Regions from separate parts of the Homo sapiens genome. Here region 2 is linked to region 1. Evidence: chromatin loops called from intact Hi-C (ENCODE). Cell type or tissue: PC-9. All regions are shown on one strand. Links, peaks and the distances in the headings refer to the core of each region. The heading gives the core; the rest is flanking DNA. Region 1 has its middle 7.8 kb from the start of METTL27. Region 2 holds the start of CLDN3 (claudin 3).

Region 1 (9,716 bases), core at 960-8,959:
AAGAATAGTCATAATACAAATTAGATGTAGAGATGATCATGGACAATTATCAATCATTATTATAAACATTATTAATCATTAGCTTTTAATTACTAATATAACCTAGGAATAACTGGCAGGTATAGGGTCAGGTGCTCAAGAGACATTGTGAGAAGTGACCTAGAAGGCAAGAGGTAGCCTTCTGTCACGCCCACATAAGGGCTACTTGAGGGCTCCTTGGTCAAGCGGTAACGCCAGTGTCTGGGAAGGCACCCGTTACTTAGCAGACCACGAAAGGGAGTCTCCTTTCCTTGGAGGAGTCAGGGAACACTCTGCTCCAGCAGCTTCTTGTGGAAGGCTGGATATTACCCAGGCCTGCCCGCAGTCATCCGGAGGCCTAAACCCCTCCCTGTGGGGCTGTGCTTCAATAGTCATGCTCCCTGTTCACTTTCATGTTCCTCCTCTACTCCTGGTTCCTCTTTGAAGTTCGTAGTAGACAGCGATAGAAGAAATACTGAAAGTCTTAAAGTATTTGGTCTTTCTTATGAATGCATAGAAGAAAACGCTGACGTATGCTGCCTTCTCTCTCTCTGTTTCGGCTACCTAAGAGGGAAGGGCCCCCTGTCCTACGATCATGTGACTTGCTTCACCTTGTCAATCACTTAGAAGATTCACCCTCCTTACCCTGCCCCCTTGTCTCCTATGCAATAAATATCAGCACTTCCAGCCGGTTCAGGGCCACTACCGGTCTCTGCATCTTGATGGTAGTGGTCCCCCGGGCCCAACTGTTTTCTCTTTATCTCTTTGTCTTGTGTCTTTATTTATTACTATCTCTCATCTCCGCACACGGGGAGAACACCCGCTAAGCCCCATAGGGCTGGACCCTACATACTACGGGCCGTGGATATCAAGCTTCCCCTCCCACCAAGTCTAGTTGCTGCCAAAGTGACAGAGGGAGCTTGGGGGCTTGGGGAAGAGAAAACAGTTTGGGGTGGGAGATGTATTAAAATGATCCATTGGCTGGGTGCAGTGGCTCACACCTGTAATCCCAGCACTTTGGGAGGCCGAGGCTGGAGGATCGCTTGAGCCCAGGAGTTTGAGACCAGCCTGGGCAACATAGGAAGACCCTGTCTCTACAAAAAACTTCAAAAATTACCTGGGTGTGGTGGTACGTGCCTGTGGTCCCAACTGCTCAGGAGGCTGAGGTGGATCGCTTGAACCCAGGAGGTTGAGGCTGCAGTGAGCTAGGACTGTGCCACTGCACTGTAGCCTGAGCAACAGAGCAGACACTGTCTCAAAAAAACAAAAAAAAAAAAACAAAAAAAAACACGACAAAAACCAACCCCAAGTGGTTTAAATATTAGGGGTTTGGTATTTTTCTTACAGCAAGAAGGCCAGTGGTCAGCAGCACAGGGGCCAGGCCAGGGGCCCACTGATCTCACAAGGGCCCTGGTGCCAACCTCTCACTTGCCACATTGTGTGTTTGCACTGTTGGCTCCTTCTGGTCACAAATGGTGGCAGCAACTTGAACATTCCTTGCATCCTTACATTCAAAGCCCAAGGCAGGCCAGGTGTGGTGGCTCATGCCTGTAATCCTAGCACTTTGGGAGGCCGAAGTGGGTGGATCGCTTGAAGTCAGGAGTTCGAGACCAGCCTGGCCAACATGGCGAAAACCTGTCTCTATTAAAAATACAAAAATTAGCTGGGCATGCTGGCGGGCACCTGTAGTCCCAGCTACTCGGGAGACTGAGGCAGGAGAATTGCTTGAACCTGGGAGGCGGAAGTTGCAGTGAGCCAGGATTGCGCCATTGCACTCCAGCCTAGCAACAGAGCGAGTCCATCTCAAAGAAAAAAATACAAACAAAACAAAGCCCAAAGTAGGCTAGGAATGGCAGGAGCTTTTCCTTGTTTCTCCTTCCCTCCCTCCCTCCCTCCCTTCCTCCCTCCCTCTCTCCCTTTTGTCCTTTATATTTTTAATTTTAATTTTATTTTTTTGAGAGGGGTCTTGCTCTGTTTTCAGGCTGGAGTGCAGTGATACAATCCTAGCTCACTGCAGCCTCTACGTCCTGGGCTCAAGCAATCCTTCTGCCTCAGCCTCCTGGGTAGCTGGGACTCCAGGTGCTTGCCACCAAGCCTGGTTAATTAAAAAAAAAAAATTGTAGAGATGGGGTCTTGCTATGTTGCCTAGGCTGGTCTCCAATTCCTGGGCTCAAGCCATCCTCCCTCCTTGGCATTCAAAATGCTGGGATTACATGTGTGAGGAACCTACCTGGCCTTTCTCTTTCTTTCTATGGGAGGAGGGTATTTCCAGAAGCCACAGAAGCTGGGAAACTGTGATCTGGCACTTTGAGGCTCAGGTGTGGGGTGTGAGCTTTCCATCCAGGAAGGAGGGAGGGGAGAATGGCTTGTGGTACTGTTCCCAGACCAAACTGAGGGTCGGGCTGCTACTTCTTGTGGCCCAATAACGAGATGCACACAAACTGGGGAGGAAGAGAGTTTTTATTTCTGTAACCGTTTACAGGGAGAAGGCGTGGAAATTATCACCCGACTAACTCAAAGTTACAAAGTTTTCCAGAGCTTATACACCTTCTAAGCTATACGTCTATGTGTAAGTGTGCATTCATCTGAAGACATAAGTGATTAATTTCTTTTAATCCATGACTAAGGTCTGAGTCCCGAAGCTCTTCCTCTGGAACCTCAGTAAATTTACTTATCTAAATGGGTCCAGGTGCTGGGGTGATTCCTGTTATCTCCTGCTAAATCATGGAGGTTTGAGGAGTTCCTTCAGACCGCCAATAAATTTGTTTGTGGAGGCCTGGGGAGTTTCTTCAGACCCAAAATAAAACTTGCTTAATTCTAAATGGTCCTGTTAAGAATTCCTTCATTATTTTGTCGTGATTTAAGGCCCAGGAAAGGCCTGGGCAAAACTCTTGGTGGGCTTTTGTTACATCCCAGCCTTTGTATAAGGGCACTGGCTTTTAATATTTAAATTAACCACTCAGTCAGTACTGAAACAGTTGTTGGGGAGACCTGGCCTGCCACAGTGCGGGCTCCTGTGCTGCTCCTGGGGTGTGAGGGCGTGTGTTCCTTCATGTGCACCTGTGTGATGAGCGGGGAATGTTACAGGTGTCCATTTTGATGTGTGCAGGACCCAGGCCATGGAGAGCTTGGTCCCCAGGCTATGGACTCCCTCCCTTCCTTCCTTCCTTCCTTCTTTTCTTTTTCTTTCTTTCTTTTCTTTCCTTCCTTCCTTCTTTCTTTCTTTCTTTCTTTCTTTCTTTCTTTCTTTCTTTCTTTCTTTCTTTCTTTCCTTTCCTTTCCTTTCCTTTCCTTTCCTTTCCCTCCCTCCCTCCCTTTCTTCCTTCCTTTCTTCCTTCCTTCCTTTCTTGATGGAGTCTCACTCTGTTGCCCAGGCTGGAGTGTAGTGGTGCAATCTTGGCTCACTGCAACCTCTGCCTTCTGGGTTCAAGCAATTCTCCTGCCTCAGCCTCCCAAGTAGCTGGGACTACAGGCATGTGCCACCACGCCCAGCTAATTTTTTTTGTATTTTTAGTAGGGATGGGGTTTTGCCACGCTGGCCAGGCTGGTCTCAAACTCTTGACCTCAGGTGATCTGCCTGCCTCGGCCTCCCAAAGTGCTGGGATTACAGGCATGAGCCACCACGCCTGGTCTATGGACGTGCTTTCTAACCCTGAATGTGTAATGGGGAGTTGTGGCTTCAGATTTGCATTTTACCAAGATGGCTCCAGAAGGCGGCAGGGAGAGCCAGCTGGGTGAACCGCAAGTTCCGAGGCTGTTGCAGTTACTTGGCAAGAGCTGGAGTGTCAAGAGTCAGGGGCTGCTGAGGAGGGGGTGACCTTGGTGCTGATGGGGTGTGGGGGCTGTTGAGGACCAGATGGCAACTTCCCTTCCTTGGAGTTTTCTTCCTACCTCATCTTCTTCACCGCCTCCTCCTTGCTCTTCTCCTACCTCTAAGCTTAGGAGAGGCCCCCGGCTCTGTCCTGGGTCTTCTTCCTTCTCTGTGTACACCCACTTCCTAGGTGATCTCATCTAGTCCCGTGGTTTTAAATACTGTTTATTTGTGGGTGACTCCCAAATTGATGACTTCTAGTCTTGGCTCTCCCCTGAACTCTGGACTTGTTCACCCAGCCATGAAACTGACATCTCCTTGGAGGCCACAGGTCTGGCAACGAGCCCAGACCCGAGAGTGATTCTTTCCACTCCCAAATCTGCTCCTCTTCAGGGCCCGTCTCTGCAAATGCCCCTGAACCACCTTGCACTCAGGGGCTCAGCTCAAGCTGTTTTTCTCCCATCTCGCACCCTGTTCATCAGCAAATCCTGTGGACTCAAACTACACCAGCCAGGTGCGGTGGCTCACACCTGTAATCCCAGTACTTTGGGAGGCCAAGGTGGGTGGATCACTTGAGATCAGGAGTTCAAGACCAGCCTGGCCAACATGGCAAAACCCTGTCTCTACTAAAAGTACAAAAATTATCCAGGGATGGTGGTGCATGCCTGTAATCCCACCTACTTGGGAGGCTGAGGCAGGAGAATCACTTGAACCGGGGAGGCAGAGGTTGCAGTGAGCCAAGATCACGCCATTGCACTTCAGCCTGGGCAACACAGCAAGACTCTGTCTGAAAAAACTAAAAGAAAAAAAAGAAGAAGAAAATCTCAAACACACACAAAAGAAGAGACTAGTGTAATAACTCCCCATGTATTTCTTCATGAGCGTTTCAATAGTTAACAAACTGAGCCCAGCCAGAGTGGCGTTTTTACAGTATCCATCTGATGAGTTTACGCCCCTGCTTAAAACCTAAAATCCAGCTTCTTTCCTCTCCTTATCTGTAGCGTCTCTTTTCCTTGATCCGCCACTCTGGCCTCTGCTGTTCCTGGACTGTGCCAAGGCTATCACAGGGCCTTTGCACTATTTTCCAGCCGGGAAAATCCCCTCACCTCAGCCTCCCGAGCAGCTGGGACTACAGACGTGCACCACCACACCCAGCTAATTTTTTTTTGTATTTTTCGTAGAGGTGGGGTTTTGCCATGTTGCCCCACTCTTCCTTCAACTCTGCTTCAGTGGCTTTTTTTTTTTTTTGAGATGGAGTCTTGCTCTGTCGCCCAGGCTGGAGTGAAGAGGCGCGATCTCGGCTCACTACAACCTCCGCCTCCTGGGTTCAAGCGATTCTCCTGCCTCAGCCTCCCGAGCAGCTGGGACTACAGGCATGCACCACCAGGCCCGGCTAATTTTTTGTCTTTTTAGTGGAGATGGGATTTCACCAAGTTACCCAGCTGGTCTTAAACTCCTGACTTCAAGTGGTCTGCCCGCCTTGGCCTCCCAAAGTGCTGGGATGACCAGCATGAGCCCCCATGCCCAGCCATTTATGAGCTCTTTCTGTGTTGATGCTTGCGGACTGGGTTCGTTTTCACCACCGCTTAGTCATCCCTCAAGCCTCAAGCTGACACACCCAGCTGATACAGCTCCCCTTTCCTGGGGATAGGAAATAACATTGCCATGCACATGTCTCTTTGTTCACAAGTGGATGTTTCTGGAAGGAATGCTTTAACCCACTGGAGGGTAGTGAAAACAATTCAGCTGGTTGTGAAATAGAATGAACAGATATTAGAAGAGCATACTGCATGTAGTAGGAGTAATTATTGTTTTGTTAGGCTCTTGCTTCAGTTTCACATGTGTGTTTAATGAACAGCTTTGTGCAATACTTTTTTTTTCTTTTTTTTTCTTTTTAGAGACAAGATCTCACTCTGTCGCCCAGGCTGGAGTGCAGTGGCACAATCCTAGCTCACTACAGTCTCAACCTTCTGGGCTCAAGTGATCCACCTGCCTCAGCCTCCTGAGTGGCTGAGTTGACAGGCATGCACTATTATGCTCAGCTAATTTTTAAAAATATTTCATAGAGACTGGGTCTCCCTATGTGGTCCAGGCTGGTCTCCAACTCCTGGCCTCAAGCGATCTTCCCACTTTGGCCTCCCAAAGTGCTGGGATTACAGATGTGAGCCACTGCGTCCAGGCTGTTTAATACAATTCTTACCATGGGTGGCACCCAGAGACTAAAAACCAGAAGGGCACTACTGAATCAGGGTACAGGCAGTGTCTGAGACTCTGGTTAGCCTACAGAGTCATCAACGCACGTGTGCTGTAGACTTTTTTGTTTTTGCAAATGAGGGTGAGATCATATCTCACTGTGGTTTCAATGTGCATTCCTCCCTAATGACTAATGAGGTTGAACCTCTTTCCATCAGTTTATTGGCTCCTGGAGTTTCCTTTTCTGTGAATGGCTTTTGCTGTTGTATTCCATTGGGTCGTTTGATTTTTTTCCCTTTCCCTATTTTTAACTGACAAGGAACAACCGTATATATTAATGGTGTATGACATGACATTTTGATATAGGGATGTATTGTTGAATGACTAAGCAAGCCCTTTAACTTATGCATCACCTCACATACTCATATCATTAGTTTGCAGTGAGAACATTTAAAATCTACTCTCTTGGCAACCTTCCTCCCTTCCTTCCATCCTTCCTCCCTTCCTTCCTCCCTTCCTTCCCCCTTCCTCCTTCCCTTCCTCTCTCTCTTTCTTTCTCTCTTTTATCCCTCCCTTCCTTCCTCCCTCCGTCCTTTCCTTCTTTCTTTCTTTCTCTTTCTTTCTTCCTTTCTTCCTTTCCTTTCCTTTCCCTCTTTCTGTCTCTCTTTTCCCTTCCTTCCTTCCCTCCCTCCCTCCCTTCCCTGCTTCCCTCCTTCCCGCCTTCCCTCCTTCATTCTTTCCTTCCCTCCCTCCCTCCTGCCTGGATCTTGTTCTGTTGCTCAGGCTGGAGTGCAGTGGTGCAATCTCCACTCACTGTAACCCCTGCCTTCTGGGCTTAAGAAATCCTCCTACCTCAGTCTTCCAAGTAGTTGGGACCACAGGTGCGTGCCACCATGCCTGGCTAATTTTTGCGTTTTTTTTTTTAAATAGAGACAAGGTCTCAATATGCTTCCCAGGCTGGTCTCCAACTCCTGAGCTCAAGCAATCCACCTGCCTTGGCCTCCCAAAGTGCTGAGCGAGATTACAGGCTTGAACAACAGTGCCTAGCCAGCAATTTTCAAGTGTACACGAGATTGTTATCAACTATAGTTAGTGTGATGTACAACACATGTCTTGAACTCACTCCTTCTGGCTAACCAAAATTCCATGTGGGTCATTTAATTTTATCTTACTGATTTGTAAGAGTTCCTTGGATACTTCAGATTGTGGATACTGTTTGCAGCGTTGCAAACATTTCCCCCAGGCTCTCACAGCTTTTGGCTTTGCTTGGTGACTTGGGCCAGGGCAGTGGCGGTGGCTGGTGGTGGCCGTGAGGGGCTGCAGGACTTCTTTCAACAATATGGTTTACTATTTATTTATTTATTTATTTTTCTGAGACACAGTCTTGTTCTGTCACCCAGGCTGGAGTGCAGTGGCGTGACCTTGGCTCACTGCAACCTCCGCCTCCCAGGTTCAAGCGATTCTCCTGCCACAGCCTCCTGAGTAACTGGGATTACAGGCATGCACCACCACACCCGGCTAATTTTTGCATTTTTAGTAGAGACAGGGTTTCGCCATGTTGGCCAGGCTGGTCTCGAACTCCTGACTTCAGGTGATCCACCTGCCTTGGCCTCCCAAAGTGCTGGGATTGTAGGTGTGAGCCCCTGTGCCCGACCCACAGTATGGTTTAAACAGAGAGGTGAGGGGGCTTTGAGGAACATTTTATTTTTTCTTATTTTATTTCTAACTTTGTGAAACCCTAGGAAATGTCCTGGAAACATTTGCTTTAGGACATGAGACAAAAGAGCAGGTAGATGCCGGGCGTGGTAGCTCACACCTGTAATTCCAGCACTTTGGGAGGCTGAAGAAGGGGGATTGCTTGAGGCCAGAAGTTGAAGACCAGCCTGCGCAACATAGCAAGATCCTGCCTCTACAAAAAAAAAATTTTTTTTTAAATTAGCCAGCCTTGGTGACATGCATCTGTAGTCTACTCAAGAAGCTGAGGCGAGTCTGGGCGGGGTGGCTCATGCCTGTAATCACAGCATTTTGGGAGGTCAAGGCAGGTGGATCACCTGAGGTCAGGAGTTCAAGACCAGCCTGACCAACATGGTAAAAATCCCATCTCTACTAAAAATACAAAAAGTAGCCGGGACTGGTGGTGTGCGCCTGTAGTCCCAGCTACTCGGGAGGCTGAGGTGGGAGAATCGCTTGAACCTGGGAGCAAAGGTTGCAGTGAGCCAAGAATGTTCCACTGCACTGCAGCCTGGGTGATAGAGTGAGACTGTCTCAAACAAAACAAAACAAAACAAAACAAAAACAAAAATAAAAAGAGCAACTAGAGAAAGAGGGAGTGGATGAGGATGGGGCAGGGGTGCTGGGAGAATGTCGCAGAGAAAGGTCTAGGTGAGCTGGCAGAAAACAAATGTCTAAAAAGTTTGGTTCTGAACAAATTGGTTGATAAATGAATTGGTGAATGTTATGAATAATTTCCATTGCTTTTTGTTATATGTTGATTATTTTCAAATTTATTTAGGTATTTATTTTTGAGACACAGTCTTGCTCTGTCACTCAGGTTGGAGTACAGTGTCGCAAACACAGCTCACTGCAGCCTCCACCTCCTGGGCTCACGCAATCCTCCCACCACAGCCTCCTGAGTAGCTGGGACTACAGGTGTTCACTACCACTCCTGCCTAATTTTTGTATTTTTTTTTTTGGTAGAGACAGGGGTCTTGTTATGCTGTAGGGCTGGCTTTGAACTCCTAGGCTTAAGCGATCCTCCTTCAGCCTCCCAAAATGCTGGGATTACAGGTGTGAGCCACTGTGTCCGGCCTGCATTTATGCTTTTTTGTCCATTTCTCGGCACTTTATTTTGGGATGAATAATGTTTTTGAACCATGGGATGGTTTGACGACTTTATATCCCTTTTAAAACATTTTTAAAGTATTTCCATTCATTTTTATTCAAAAATTTTTGAATTAATTTTAAGGAAGCAAAGATTTTTCTTTACATTTGGCAGTGAGCTTTTTAAAATTCAAATTTCAAAATCATGTCGGGTGAATTCCATGTGAATTCCCATGTGAATTTCCATGTCGGGTGAAAATCATGTCCAAGTGAATTGCCTGAAAACTGGTTGCAATAATGATTTCCACACATTGGTTTGTGAATTAATAAAATTTTTGCACCCTGAGTGGTTTCTTTTTTACAAGTTTGCACTTATTTGAAAGCAATTTTGTCCCATTTGTAGCTTATTTTGTTTTGAAAAATTCTTGAGTTCCTTTTCCTTCACAGATACCGACTTCATTACTTATCAGCTCCCATACGCTGCCCCTCACAGGCTCTATTTCATTGGTTTCTCCCCGCAACTTTCCCTGCCTGGTTCTAAGTATTTTCCAGTTTTACAGATAATGAAATTTGGGGCAGGAGCTCTTGTAGCAGCTCAGTTCAAACCCAAGTTTGTCATCTCTGAATCTATTTCTTTAACCAGGATCCGGTCCTTCATACTTTCATTGCTTTTTGATCATTATTTTCGCATGTAATTGGCTTGGGTAAAACCATCTTCAGAAAGAAAAAATGCAGGCCAGGAGTGGTGGCTCACACCTGTAATTCCAGCACTTTGGGAGGCTGAGGTGAGAGGATCCCTTGAGTTCAGGAGTTTGAGATCAGCCTGGGCAACTTAGTGAAACCCCATCTCTACACACACACACACACACACACA
Region 2 (9,716 bases), core at 1,237-9,236, 81 kb before region 1:
ATACAAAAAATTAGCCAGATGTGGTGGCTCATGCCTGTAATCCCAGCACTTTGGGAGGCCGAGGCGGGTGGATGACCTGAGGTCAGGAGTTCGAGACCAGCCTGGCCAACATGGTGAAACCCCGTCTCTCCTAAAAATACAAAAATATTAGCCAGGCATGGTGGTGGGCACCTGTAATCCTAGCTACTTGGGAGGCTGAGGCAGGAGAATTGCTTGAACCCGGGAGGTGGAGGTTGCAGTGAGCCAAGATCCCGACATTGTACTCCAGCCTGGGTGACAAGAGCAAGATCGTCTCATTAAAAAAAAAAAAAAAAAAAATTAGCTGGACATGGTGGTGTGTGCCTGTAGTCCCAGCTAGCTGCCACAGGGATCTTTTGCCCTTTTTGCTTTAGCTTTGCTGCAGCCAAAAACATTTTTTTGTATTTTTTTAAATTATTTGTTTATTTATTTATTTATTTATTTTTTTGAGGCAGGGTTTTGCTCTGTCACCCAGGCTGGATGGAGTGCAGTGGCGTGATCATGTCTCACTGCAGCCTTGACCTCTCTAGGCTGAGGTGATCCTCCAACGTCAGCCTCCAGAGTAGCTGAAACTGTAGGCATATGCCACCACACTCGGCTGATTTTTTTTTTCTTTTTTTTTTTGAGATGGAGTCTCACTGTCTCCCAAGCTGGAGTGCAGTGGTGCGATCTCGGCTCACTGCAACCTCCGCATCCCGGGTTCTAGCGATTCTCCTGCGTCAGCCTCCCGATTAGTTGGGATTGCAGGTGCCTGCCACCACGCCCAGCTAATTTTTGTATGCTTTGTAGAGATGGGGTTTTGCTATGTTGCCCAGGCTGTGTTTGTGTTTGTGTTTTTAGAGACAGCCTGTCACTCAGGCTGGAGTGCAGTGGTGAAATCATAGCTTGCTGTAGCCTCGAACTCCTTGGCTCAAGTGATCCTCCCATCTCAGCCTCCCGTGTAACTGGGACTACAGGCATGCACCACCATGCCTGGCTAACTTTTAAATTTTTTTGTAGAGATGGGGTCCTTGCTATATTGTCCAGGCTGGTCTCAATCTCCTGGCCTCAAATGATCCTCCCACCTTGGCCTCCCAAGGTGCTAGGATTACAGACATGAGCCATCATGCCCAGTATCCAAAACATTTGAGATACAATAATTTAGAAAAAAAAAAGGCCAGCTGGGTATGGTGGCTCACGCCTGTAATCCCAGCACTTTGGGAGGCTGAGGCAGGCGGATCACCTGAGGTCGGGAGTTTGAGACCAACCTGACCAACATGGAGAAACCCTGTCTCTACTAAAAATACAAAATTAGTCAGGCATGGTGGCATATGCCCGTAATTCCAGCTACTTGGGAGGCTGAGGCAGGAGAATCGCTTGAACCTGGGAGGCGGAGGTTGCGGTGAGCCGAGATTTCGCCATTGCACTCCAGCCTGCACTCTGTCTCAAAAAAAAAAAAAAAAAAAAAAAATTGGGCCAGGCGCAGTGGCTCACGCCTGTACTATAATCCCAGCACTTTGGGAGCCCAGGCAGGCAGATCACCTGAGATCAGGAGTTTGATGCCAGCCTGGCCAATGTGGTGAAATCCCGTCTCTACTACTAATACAAAAAATGAGCCAGGTGTGGTGGCACACACCTATAACCCCAGCTACTTGGGAGGCTGAGGCAGGAGAATTGCTTGAACCCAGGAGGTGGAGGTTGCAGTGAGCCCAGATCACGCCACTGCACTCCAGCCTGGGTGATGGAGTGAGACTCTGTCTAAAAAAAAAAAAAATTTCAAGTCTCCCCAGTGCCCAAATACATGTGCAACCCTCGTTTCCCTTCAAGTTGCTGGCTCGACCTACAAGTCCCTTTCTTTTCTTTTTTTTTGAGACAGAGTCTCGCTCTGCTGCCCAGGCTGGAGTGCAGCGGTGAGATGTCAGCTCACTGCAACCAGTTCATCATGTTGGCAGGGCTGGTCTTGAACTCCTGACATCAGGTGATCCTCCCGTCTTGGCCTCCCAAAGTGCAGGGATTACAAGCGTGAGCCACTGCCCCCAGCCACAATACCCCCCTACTTTTTTTTTTTTTTTTTTTTTTTTTTAAGACAGAGTCTGTCTCTGTCACCTAGGCTAGAGTGCAGTGGTGCGATCTCGGCTTGCTGCAACCTCTGCCTCCTGGGTTCAAGCAATTCTCCTGTCTCAGCCTCCCAAGTAGCTGGGATTACAGGCGTGTGCCACCACACCCGGCTAATTTTTAATATTTTTGGTAGAGATGGGGTTTCACCATGTTGACCAGGCTGGTCTCGAACTCCTGACCTCAAGTGATCCTCCCAAAGTACTGGGACTACAGTGCCCACCACCATGCCTGGCTAATTTTTGTATTTTTAGTAGAGTTGGGGTTTCACCATGTTGGCCAGGCTTGTCTTGAACTCCTGGGCTCAAGCTATCCCCCTCACCCCAACCCCTGCCACGCCTCGGCCTCCCAAAGTGCTGGGGTTACAAGCGTGAGCCACTGCTCCCAGCCACAATTCCCTTTCTATGCAAATCTCTTGCACGCATTGTCTACGGCTCCTGGTTTCAACTCTCGCCTCCCACTCCCTTTTCCATCTAGTGTTTCCGTTTCCACACCTCTTGCTAAGGCCACCAATGACCACCTGGCTACTGTGAATTCCGTGGCTATTCCTCAGGTCTCATCTTGCCTGACCACTCCTGCAACCTCAGACACTGTTGCCCACACCCACCTCCTTGAAACTCTTTTTGTTCTGTGAGTTTCTAGACTGACTTCTTCCCCGACCCTGGTTTCGGTTGCCATCCCTATGCAACGACTTTCAGGTTTACGAGATCTCTAGACGTCATCCTACTTCCTGGACGTCTCTGCCAGGACGTTCTCCAGACTCGCCAAACTCTACATTTATTTTATTTTTATTTATTTATTTTTTGAGACAAGATCTCACTCTGTCGCCCAGGCTGGATTGCAGTGGTGCATTCTCTACTCGCTGCAGCCTCAATCTCCTGGGCTCAAGTAAACCTCCCACCTCAGCCTCCCATGTAGCTGGGATTACAGGCATATACCACCACACCTAGCTAATTTTTAATTTTTTTGTAGAGATGGGGTCTCACTATGCTACCCAGGCTGGTCTCGGACTCCTAGGCTGAAGATACTCTCCAGCCTTGGCCTCCCAAAGTGCTGGGATTACAGGCGTGAGCCACCATGCCCTGGCCTCACCAAACTCTATACGTTCAAAATGGAACCCATCATCTTTCCGTCTCCTATTTTGGTAAATGATACCACTATCCAATCAGTGACCTAAGTTGAAACTCCCAGATTCCAGCCTTCTTTTCTAGATTCTCGCCTCTCTCACCCTGCACATCCAAATGGCTCCCGGGTCCTGCCCACTTTAACAGCCCCTGTCAGGTTCTGCCCCCACTCCCTGCCCCTGCCTAATTTCTGGCCACCATCATTTCACTCCAAGATGGCGGCATATCCTGTTAGGTGGTTCCCCTCCTTTATCTTTCTCCTTGAATCCCAGTTCCACAGGGGCTGCTGGAGAGGTTAAAAGCATCTGACCAGGTACTTCCCCTTTCATGACTCCCTACACCCAGAGTAAGGTTCAAAGTTTGTAATTCCACATACGGACTCTCCATGACTTGGCCTTTGCTTGCTGGAGTCCTGGGCTTTACTGACACTTCCTGTCTCCCTTTATGTTCCATCCAGTCATTTGAATCTCTCGCCCCCACCAAGTCACCCTGTGCCTGGGTTCAGGCCCCTTTTCCCGCCTGAATCTCCTGTGTTTTCTCCAAGGCACCAGTGCCTCTCCACACTGTTCACCTTAACCACTCCTCTGGGGTGTGTGTGTGTGTGTGTGTGTGTGTGTGTGTGTGTGTGTTTTGTCGTTGTTGTTTTTGAGACAGGGTCTCACTCTGTTGCCCCAGCTGGAGTGCAGTGGCACAATCATAGCTCACGGTAGCCTTTACCTCCTGGGCTCAAGCCATCCTCCTGCTTCAGCCTCCTGAGTAGCTGGGACCACAGGTGTATGCCATCATACCCAGTTAATTTTTTTTTTTTTTGGTAGAGATAGGGTCTTGCTATGTAGCCCAGGTTGGTCTCGAACTCCTGGGCTCAAGCGAGCCTCCCACCTCGTCCTCTAGGAGTGAGCCAGTGAGACCCGGCCTCAAGCCCCTCTGAGATACCCCTTCTAAGTCCTCCCTCTTTCCCTCCCTTGAGGGTCCCAGGAAGGAGATGGGGACCCTTTCTCATCTCTCCCCCAGGTGAGAAGATTTGGCCCGGTTTTACTTTTGGTGGCGTGTTTTATCCAAACAATAGGTCTTTTTGTTTTCGTTTTTCCAATAGGAAATGGCAGTACGGAATGCGCTCTTTCACAAGGCGCACGGGAGATTCCGAATGTGTCGGGTATTGTGCGGGGTCCGGGCTCCCAGCACAGACCCAGGGGCACATCTCTGCCACCTTCCCCTCCCATCCCCAGCCATGGCGTGCGGAAAGTGCTCATGCCTGCTTCCTAGATTGGGCGCTGGCTTTGGCCTCACAGGCTGTCTTCCGAATCCCCAGGGAGTGGGCAAGTGACCACCCCGCCATCACCAAGCTCAGCTTACAACCCCATCTTCCCTCTAAGCTCCATCCGGGAGAGCGAGATCCAGCCAAGGCCGCCCCGAGGGGGAGCTCTGCAGGGAGGTGGAGGCGCTGGGAACAAGGAGGCTCCAGCGAGTGCAAAACGAAAGGCTTTTATTGAAAAATATCAAGTGCCCCTTCCAGGGCTGCCGGTCCCTGCCCAGCGCGAGCATGGGGGCAGCGGCCCGATGGGGCTCGACGGGGTGGTCAAGTATTGGCGGTCACCCAGGCCCCGTGCTCCAGAAGGGTGAGGTTTCACAGTCCATGCAGGTTGGTCCCTGGGCCCCGAAGTCGACTGCCCGGCCCGCAAAGCCGTGGCTGCTGGGGAAGCTGCCCCAGTCCAGCGCGGGGGCTTCCTGGCTTCTGGGGGTGGGCTGGCCTCCGAGGCAAGGCTGCACGCTGGATGGCCTGGTGCGCGCTCCAGCTCGCGGTGGTGGTGGTGGTGTTGGTGGTGGTGGTGGTGGTGGGGTCTCCCTGCGTCTGTCCCTTAGACGTAGTCCTTGCGGTCGTAGCCTGTGCCCAGGCTGGCTCCCGGGCCGGTGGAGCGCGGCGCGGAGTAGACGACCTTGGTGGCCGTGTACTTCTTCTCGCGTGGGGGACACGAGCAGCAGAGCAGCGCGCCCCCCAGCAGCTGCAGCGCCGCGGCCGCCCAGCCCACGTACAGGCCCGCGCCCATCTCGCGCTTCTGCGCCTCGGGCACCACGGGGTTGTAGAAGTCCCGGATAATGGTGTTGGCCGACCAGGACACCGGCACGAGGGTGAGCAGGGCGGCGAGAAGGAACAGCACGCCTGCCACGATGGTGATCTTGGCCTTGGCCGTGTCGTCCTGCACGCAGTTGGTGCACTGGGCGCCCACCAGCGCCACTAGCAGCCCGAAGGCGGCCAGCAGGATGGCCACCACGATGAGGGCGCGGGCCGCCTGAAGGTCCTGTGGCAGTGCCAGCAGCGAGTCGTACACCTTGCACTGCATCTGGCCGGTGCTCTGCACCACGCAGTTCATCCACAGGCCCTCCCAGATGTTCTGCGACGTGATGATGTTGCTGCCGATGAAGGCCGACACGCGCCACATGGGCAACGCGCAGCACACGATGGTGCCCAGCCAGCCCAGCACGGCCAGCGCGGTGCCCGTGATCTCCAGGCCCATGGACATGGCTGCCGCGGCAAGGCCCGCTCCACCGGGTGGCTCCGGGTGCGGGGAGACGAGGGGCCGGGGCCGCTGGGCCTGGCGGGAGCTGCGGCGCCCCGACGGACGGACGGACGGACGGACTGACTCACCGACGGCGCGCGCTAACGGCTCGGCTCCATACGCTCTCGCCGCGGCTGCGCCTGCACCTGCCTGTGGCTTTGTGGGCGGGCGGCGGCGACTGGGCTGGCCCTGGGCTGGGGCCGGTGCGTCTTAGCTAAGTGCCCAGCGCTCCGGTGGGGGCGGTAGGGGCGGAGCCGCGCTCTCCAGGGCCTAAGGACAGTGACGTGGCCCCTGCCTCCCACCTTCACCGAGCGTCCTGGGAGGAAGGACTTGGCCCTGCGCGGCCCACAACGCCGGGGTAGGGGGGTTGCCAAGGAAGGGCGGGACCTGACCCAGCCCCCGCCCCTCGGTCCTTGTCCCTCTCTGCTCGGGAATGAATTCTCCGGGGCAAAACCGAGGACGGGATGCGTCAGGGGCTTGGGGTGCAAATCCCAAAGAATTTGACACGGCTTCTCTCTCCTCACCACTTTGGGCGCTTTTGGCACGTGCCGCGTGGGGATGGGGGCGCTGCCAATTACCCCGGAACGGCGGGGCGGGGAGGACCAGGGTGGGCGTGGCCGCGGCTGTTTGCAGGAGCCGCGCACCTGCTGCTCTGCCCCTCCCGTACACACGTCGCACAGGCTCAGCCTGAGTCCGGGCGGTGGGGTTGTCCAGCCCAGGAATTGCTGGGCCCAGAAGCCAGGGACTGCCTGCGCAAAGGTACCCAAAAGATGCCCTTAAGCCTAACTAAGCTCAAATTCCTCTCCAGCTCTCCCTCCAGTTCCCATCGCTGGCCGTGAGCCTGCATGCCTTTAGCTAAGCTGCTCTCCCCTCCCAGAAGTCCCCCTCCTCCCATTGAGTCCCCTCCCCTCTCCGAGCCCTGTCCTCCCTCCCTTTGAGCCTGAGTCAGGGCTGAGGCCCACCTTAATGAAATGGTGGTGAAAGAGGTTCGATCTCCGCAAAAGTGGGAAATCGGGCAGGACCGAGCACCGTGGTGGCTGACTCCTGTAATCCTCGCACTTTGGGAGGCTGAGAAGGGAGGATTGCTTGAGACCAGGAGTTCGACACCAGCCTGGGCAAAATAGTGAGACCCCGTCTCTACAAAAAATTAAAAAACTAGCCAGGTGTGGTGGCGTGTGCCTATAGTCCCAACTACTCCGGAGGCTCAGGCAGGAAATTACTTGAGCCCAGGAGTTCGAGGCTGCAGTGAGCTATGATCGCACCACTGCACTCCAGCCTGGGCATCAGAGCAGACCCTGTTTAAAAAAAAAAAAAAAAAAAAAAAAAAAGGTTGGGAAGTCAGAAATGCTACACTCAAAGCCCTGGCTGTCACACCTGGACGATCGTTCCCCCTTCTTCACCAAGCTCAGAGCCCTTCAGATTTGGCCTTGGAGGTTCAGCCTGGGCTGTTCCTAACCCCATCCCCTCTCTTCCCCTCAGAGCAGCCCTTGCATACCACATGCCCCTGCCTCAGAGTCCCTGCACTTACTGTCCCCTGTACATGGAACATGCCTGCAGACATCCACATAGCTTACTCCTAACTGCCTTCAGCTTTTTGCTCTCAGTGAGTCTTTCCCTGACCACCCTATTTAAAACTGCAGCTTCTGGCTGGGTACGGTGGCTCACGCCTGTAATCCCAGCACTTTGGGAGGCTGAGGCGGGTGGATCACTTGAGGTAAGGAGTTCCAGACCAGCCTGGCCAACGTGGCGAAATCCCGTCTCTACTAAAAATGCAAAAATTAGCCAGGCGTGGTGGTACACGCCTGTAATACCAGCTACTCGGGAGGCTGAGGCAAGAGAATTGCTTGAACCCAGGAGGTGGAGGTTGCAGTGAGCTGAGATCACACCCCTGCACTCCAACCTGGGTGACAAAGCGAGACTCTTTGTCTCAAAATAAAATAAATAAAATAAAATAAAATAAAATTGCAGTTTCTTACCCCACAATGCCTGCCCCCCTTTAATACTTTATATTCTGCTTAGCATGTAACACCATCGGACAATATTCTATATTTTTCTTATTTATGTTTCATTGTACTTAAAAAAATTTTAAATTGGCAATGATCGTACCTACGCGTGGCACACCCAGTGATGTTTTAATACATAGAATGTATAGTAATCATATCAGGGTAATTGGCATATTCATCATCTCAAACTTTTATTTCTTTGTGCTGGGAACGTTCAATAACTTATTTATTTATTTATTTTAGAGACAGTGTCTTGCTCTGTCACCCAGGCTGGAGTGCAGTGGTACTATCATAGCTCACTGCAGCCTTGAATTCTTGGGCTTAAGCAATCCTCTAGCTATAGCCTCCCAAGTAGCTGGGACTACAGGCATATACCACCAAGCCCACCTAATTGTTTCATTTTTTTTTGTAGAGATGGGGTCTCACTGTGTTGCCCAGGCTAGTCTTGAACTCCTGGTCTCAAGCAATCCCCCAACCTTGGCATCCCGAAGTGCTAGGATTACAGGTGTGAGCAGCAGTGCCCAGCCTATTTTTTTTTTTAAACGAAATCTCGCTCTTTTGACCAGGCTGGAGTGCAGTGGTGCAATTTCGGCTCACTGCAACCTCCACCTCCTGGGTTCAAGCAATTCTTCTGCCTCAGCCTCCCAAGTAGCTGGGACTACGGGCACGTGCCACCACGCCCAGCTAATTTTTGTATTTTTAGTAGAGATGGGGTTTCACCATATTGGCCAGGTGGTCTCGAACTCCTGACCTCATGATCTGCCCGCCTTGGCCTCCCAAAGTGCTGGGATTACAGGCATGAGCCATGGCACCCAGCCAATTTTTAAATTGTTTCTTTCTTTCTGTTCCAGTATGTCAGCTCCATTGGGACATCTGTAATGTCCCAGAACAGGCAAGAATTTTGCTGGTTTTATTCACTGCTGCATTCCTATTGCCTAGAATGGTGTTGGGTACTCAACAGAGAGTCGATTTAGTGACTTGAATGAAGGGAAGACTTTCTCATGTTCCTTCAACCTTGCCTACCCAGGCTTTCCTACTGGCATAAATGACTGATAAAGGGATACTGCTGTGCTGAGTCAAGGGGGCTTGGTCATCTTGTAGGAGTCAAGGGCTCTTCCAGAGAGAAGAGAGACCCCATTGAGCTGGGCCTTGGGGTTTTTTGGGGTTGCCTCCATATCTCAAATCACAGGCATGCAGCCTGTGCCCTCTTCTGTAAATGCCTAAGCCTTGGAATGATAGAAGAGCAAGAAACATGGCTGGGTGCAGTGGCTCACACCTGTAATCCCAGCACTTTGGGAAGCTGAGGCGGGTGGATCACCTGAGGTCAGGAGTTCGAGACCAGCCTGGCCAGCATGGTGAAACCCCGTCTCTACTAAAAATACAAAAATTAGCTGGGCGTGGTGGCATGCACCTGCAGTGCCAGCTACTCGGGAGGCTGAGGCATGAGAATCGCTTGAACCCAGGAGGCGGTGGTTGCAGTGAGCTGAGATCGTACCACTGCACTCCAGCCTGGGCGACAGGGCGAGACTCCATTTCAAAAAAATAAAAAAAAAGAAAAGAAGAAGAAGAGTAAGAAACAGTGTCAGGGGCTCATGGAAACCAGGGTTCTACTTCTTTCAGGAGCAAAGGTCTTGGGCTGCACCTGTTGGGCAGGGCCTGGGCAGATCTGGGAGTGCCAGTCCAGAGGGCCCAGCTGGTGCTGGGTGGAGCTGTTCTAGAGGAAGTTCATATAACTCAAGTCCTCCAGTGGACTACTGGCTGCTACAGTTTCCTGGTGAGTGGGGGTGGCTCTGGGCCAGAAGAAAAGTAGACCCTCCAGGTGGTGTGGCTGGGCTTAGACTAGGGGTTGAGGCCCAGAGTGGTCCCCACTGCACTGCCAGTTGTGCCTGGATTGGGCACTGTGAGCCCTACGCCTGCTGGCC

Evidence for each region. A loop is a pair of places that touch in the nucleus more often than their neighbours do. Peaks named below come from ENCODE experiments on the same cell type or tissue, not always from the same donor. Only the 100,000 strongest peaks of a DNase experiment are listed, where the experiment ranks them.
Region 2: a loop joins it to region 1, with 8 times the contacts of the local background. A loop is called at or near these places in 6 of 110 quality-filtered maps.

Annotation. Positions count from the first base shown.
Region 1 is chr7:73,845,492-73,855,207 of GRCh38, forward strand. No RefSeq gene overlaps it. Among named protein-coding and RNA genes, the nearest start is that of METTL27, 7.8 kb to the left of the region's middle. RefSeq lists an enhancer at 357-646 and a silencer at 6,037-6,096. In PC-9, for the core only: a CTCF peak has its summit at 5,774; DNase peaks (open chromatin) are centred at 4,080, 5,480 and 6,250; H3K4me3 peaks cover 445 bases; H3K27ac peaks cover 4,498 bases.
Region 2 is chr7:73,764,295-73,774,010 of GRCh38, forward strand. CLDN3 (claudin 3) reads right to left here and starts at 5,976. Exons shown (of 1, transcript NM_001306.4): 1 at 4,703-5,976. The coding sequence starts at 5,755. The coding sequence ends at 5,093. In PC-9, for the core only: no CTCF peak of the experiment used is centred there; DNase peaks (open chromatin) are centred at 6,047 and 6,447; H3K4me3 peaks cover 1,668 bases; H3K27ac peaks cover 810 bases.